Linked DNA regions of Mus musculus: region 1 is linked to region 2. The links are chromatin loops, found by intact Hi-C in ENCODE. Cell type or tissue: left cerebral cortex. All regions are shown on one strand.

Evidence for each region. A loop is a pair of places that touch in the nucleus more often than their neighbours do. Peaks named below come from ENCODE experiments on the same cell type or tissue, not always from the same donor. Only the 100,000 strongest peaks of a DNase experiment are listed, where the experiment ranks them.
Region 1: it touches region 2 in a loop (2.2-fold over the local background); 2 of 42 quality-filtered maps call a loop at or near these places.

Annotation. Positions count from the first base shown.
Region 1 is chr11:113,349,442-113,351,941 of GRCm38, forward strand. The region is part of intron 6 of Slc39a11 (solute carrier family 39 (metal ion transporter), member 11); the gene reads right to left. The region is part of intron 1 of Gm51926 (a long non-coding RNA gene); the gene reads left to right. Among named protein-coding and RNA genes, the nearest start is that of Gm51926, 10 kb to the left of the region's middle. In left cerebral cortex, a CTCF peak has its summit at 1,334 (motif pointing left); no DNase peak of the experiment used is centred here.
Region 2 is chr11:113,416,868-113,419,367 of GRCm38, forward strand. The region is part of intron 5 of Slc39a11 (solute carrier family 39 (metal ion transporter), member 11); the gene reads right to left. Among named protein-coding and RNA genes, the nearest start is that of Gm42094, 24 kb to the left of the region's middle. In left cerebral cortex, a CTCF peak has its summit at 1,253 (motif pointing left); DNase peaks (open chromatin) are centred at 1,146 and 2,319; H3K27ac peaks cover 368 bases.

The DNA.
Region 1 (2,500 bases), 67 kb before region 2:
TTCGTCCACAGCAGTCAAACACAAACCCTGCTGTCTTTAAAGTGAAGAACACGGTCAGAGAGGTGTCCCTGAGCTGCACATGGGCCTGTACGTCCTTTTCACCTGCCTCCTTCCCACCACCTCCAAGTCACGGGGTAGCTTCCTGAACTCCATTTCAGTCCTTAAATCACTTCCGCCTCCGTGCATTCTTAAAGTCATTCTTAGACAGCAGATTCCCCGACTAAGACATGCCAGTGGGGAGCACTGAGGCTGCAGCTCAGAGGCAAGTGGTCATGTCTAATCAGAGAGCCCAGAAACTTCCAGGATTGCTAATGTCACACAAGTGCCACTTTGTCCATTCTGGGCCTCCAGGTTGGCTAATGTCACACAAGTGCCACTTCATCCACATTGGCCAGAGTCTGACTTCCTGAAGTTGTCACAGAGGACTTCATAACACGCATGAAAAAGCAAGGGTGCCCCCCCCCCGCCCCCCGCATCCCCCAGAAGATGAATGAAAGGCTGAAGAACGTGGCAATCTCTGAACTTAGAAGTGCATGCATGGGATTCTGGGTAAGGAAGGAGGGAGGAGGAGAGAGTGCCAAGCCGTTGGGTGCAGGAAGGATTATTTGATGCTCTGGGAGCTCTCCATGTAAAACAAAAGCACAAGGGAATCCAAGTTCTCCAGGTCTATACAGTCCACACTCCCTCTAGGGAAGGATTCAGATCCTGCTTCTAAACAAGCCAGAGGTCACTCTCCTCCTCCCCTGGGGCGGGGTGAGTCTCTGGAAGAGGAATCACATCAAGAGTCTGCGGATCTGTGACTACATGTTATATGCTATTGTAACGTGCACCCAGGAATTGTGGGAGAGGTTGCATGTGTTCAGGCAGAGATCCATGAGGGTCTGTGGTACCTAACATAGGAACTATTCTCTATTATTATCACGGAAATCAAGTCAAAACTACCTGAATGCATATCGCGCACACTAGGAAAACACAGACAATGCCAGGTGTTGTTGAATGTACAGAGACATCAGGACTTTCCTACGCCGATGGGGAAATCTCAAATAATATGTCTCCAGGCAAGCGGACCAGAAGAGATCAAGGGCACGGGAGCTAAGAGGTGAGGTGTCAGAATTTGAAATACTGTTTCTTCTTTCCTCTGAGAGGTGGTGATCAGCAGGAAAAAAAAAAAGATTTCTCTTTTAAGAAATGAGGTTGGGGACTGGAGAGATTGCCCAGTGGCTAAGATCACCGGTGCTCACCCATTGGACCTGGGTTCTGTGACTAGTACCTACATGGTGCCTCACAACCATCTGCATCTCCAGTTTCAGATGATCCGATGCCCTCTTCTGGCCTTTATGGGCACTGCATGCACACAGTGTACATACATACAAGAGGGCAAAACCACCTATACACATAGGATTAAAATGAAATATCAAAAAAAAATGTAAAAGAATTTAGTCTGGGGACAGAGTGCAGGGTGTTTGGGCGGGGCTATTGAGACAAGGCAGCGGGCCAGAAGAGACTGGAGAGTGGATGTGGTGAAGTAGGACCAGTATGCTTGGTATTTGATAAAAATGGAGGGTAGTGACAGATGGTGGAGGCACCATGACAACAGTAAGGTGTTCTAGCCCAGAACACCTGAGTGAAGATCAGGACATTATCTGCAATGGGACACAGATGGTGGGGACAGAAAAGGCATGTCTGAAGGACAATGGGACACAGATGATGGGGACAGAAAAGGCATGTCTGAAGGACAACTTGGCAGAGACACTTAGCCAGGTATTTAGAGTCTGTGTCTTGGGTCCCTGGAGAGGAGACCCCTTTGTTTTCTCCCTTTTAATTAGAAACCTTTGCATTGGGGGCATCTGATGTACCTCAGTGTCCTACCCCCTCAGGACCCATACTACTCACACCCCTACCCGAGTTCTCTCCTCCCTGCTCCTCCGACACCCTCATCCCCACATCGGCCAGCAGCCGTGTGCTTCCCATGCTGTGTTTCAAGTTACCCCCGACTTGGCTGAGCAATCCTGCTACTTCTCCAAAGCAGCCCTGGACATGTCAGAGGGGCAGAAGTTGACTGTGTTCTGTGTGGTCACTCATGGATGGATGTTCTGCGAGGTAGGAGAGAAGTGAGGGGCAGGGACAGGGGGGCTCAGAAAACCCATGATGCTAACTGCTGAGGGACCCTTGGGTGGGAGGGAAAGAAGAGGTGAACCACAGAGAGCAAAGAATATAAAGCCACGGAGGCAAGACAGACACACACACAAACACATGCACACACACTTGGGGTTTATTCTCCTGGATGTCACCCCCACTGTGTTTGGTATACTAGGACAGTAGGCTAGGGCAGATGAGAGGATTTGGCGTTTGCTTGTTTGTTTGTTTGTTTGTTCGTTGTTTTCTTTTCTTTTTGAAGCTTCACAAAGGATCTCCTTAAAGCTGAAGGGGCACACTTTCTCTGAACCCTGTAATGCCAGGGCTGAGAGGCAGGCGTCTAGGTGTGTGAAGAGTGCTATCC
Region 2 (2,500 bases):
TATGCTGCCCCCGCAGTTCTCCGGTCACCGATTTCTCAGTCCCTCTCATTCCTGTGGCTCAGTTCTATGAGATCATAGTTCTGTTGTCATCCTCTTGCTCTGTCCTCCCATGAGTGTCACAGAGACCATTGCTCTGTCCTCCCATGAGTGTCACAGCCGCCATTGCTCTGTCCTCCCAGTGTCCTTCCAACAGACACTCCCTGGTAGAGCCTCCTACTTCCCTTGTCTTCACTTTCAAATCTCTCATTCTCTCTCTGACCCACTCTAACTAGCTTTTCCCCATCACCATCCCACCGTGGATACTCTAGCCAGGGTCAACAGCAGTCTCCAGCCAGCCTAACCCATTGGTCCCTCCCCAGATCTCACTGCGCACACACTCTCTCTGCACGGCAGCTGTCTATTAAGTCCTCTGCCACAGACTCTGAACACACCTCCCCTGTGGCTCCCAGGAGACCAGCCTCTCCTGACATCCCAACATCCTCCCTGGCCATGCTGCTGTCTGCTCTTCTGGAATCTTCTCCTACTTTCTTTTCTGTCTACTCATAGCCCCCAGGTGGCAGACACTGGCGTGTTGATTATCCCTTAGATACATCAACCATCTCTCAGGTCTGGCTGTCTCACTGATGCGTTTTGAGTCTGAGGTCCTTCTCTGTGGGGTGCTCCCTCTGACCCCCACACTCTCTCTGAAGACATTCTCCTGACAACCTCCCTTATATCATTCAGGTCTCTGCTCAAAAGCTCCCCCCCATAGAACTGAATGTCTTATCTGAACAGCAGCTCAGTAGTTTAGGTCACAGAAAAGAATCACTCATTGCAGGAATGAATGAATGAATGAAAGAATGAATGACACAAACAAACTTAATTGAAATTAAAAAAGGGTCAGACCATTGAAAACTCTTCCTTCCTTTTCCAATATGGACCCATGTGGGGAGGGGCTGAGCAGAGCTGGGAGGACGGCTCAGTGGTTAAAGGGCTTGCTGTCCCAGCATGGGAATCTGAGTATGATCAATATTCAAAAGCTAGGTATGGCAACATGCAATCCCCATCACAGAAGAGACCAAGTCAGGCAGGTCCCTGATGTTCACTGATTGGCTGGCACTGCCTTCTTAGTGAGTTCTAGGCCAGTAAGAGGCCCTCTCACCCGAAACAAGGTAAAGGTAGGGACTGAAAGATGGCCCAGTGCTTCAGAGCATCTGTTGCTCTCATAGAGGACCTGGGTGCAGCTCTCAGCATCTGCATGGAAGCCTACAGACACGTGTAACTCTAGGTCCAAGAGATCTGATGCCCTCTGCTGGCCTCTATGGGCACTGATCATACGTGGTATACATATGGGCAAAATACTCATGCACATTATATAACACACGCACATATGTATATATATATATATGCATGCATACATACATAATATATACACACACATATATGTATGTATGTATATATATATATATATATATATATATATATATATATATTAAAATTTTAAATTAATGGGTAGGGAGATGGCTCCATTGAGTAAAGTGACTACCATATAATCCTATGGATTCAGATTCCTGGCACCCACATAAGAGCTAGGTGAGTCACATATGCCCATAACCCTGTAACACAGGGGATGGAGACAGGTAGATCCCCAAGAACTTGCTGGCCAGTCCAGGTCCACTCAGTCAGTGAGCTCTGGGTTCAGTGAGAGATTCAGCCTCAAAAGACAGGACAGAGAGAATAGTGGAAGATACCAGACATCAGCCTCTAGCCTCCACATGCATGCAAATATACATACACAAGCACCTTTATGAACACACACGCTCGCGCACGCGCGCGCGCACACACACACACACACACACACCACATCACATATGCATATATACACAAAAAAGATTGATCAAGATGGACAGCTCCTGAGGAATGATACCTGAGGTTGACCTCTGGCTTCCACATACGCACACACGCGCACACACGCACGCACGCGCGCACGCACACACACACACACACACACACACACACACACACACACACACACACACAGAGAACTGTATATTAGGCTGAGGACCTGTATATTAGGTGGGTCTGTTCAGCCCACTGTCTAGGCCCACCAGGGAAGCCCAATGCATTTCTCCTTAGGGTCTTGCATCATCTGAGCCTCTTCTGTCCACCTGTGCAACTCAGCAGGTGAGCAGACATCAGAGGAAGATGTCAGCTTGCAAAGCTGGCAGCCGTCCCCACCGCCTTCAACAGTCCCCTTTCTTCCTTGGTGACGACAGTCCGCTTTGCAGCTGTAATTTTCTGTTTAGGTAACGTCTTATTTGCATGCAGAAACCACGTCCCTTTTCCTATTACTGATGTAAAAGATTGCTTATTTCTAATTATACTGCAGGCACTCACGGAATTCAAAGAGCAGAAAATATGTCAGGCGCAATTTACAAATTGTGGTTATTTGTGTACCCGCTTGCCCAGATTACGGCAAATATAGAATAGGGGGGAAAAATGGTCATTAAAATACCAGCTC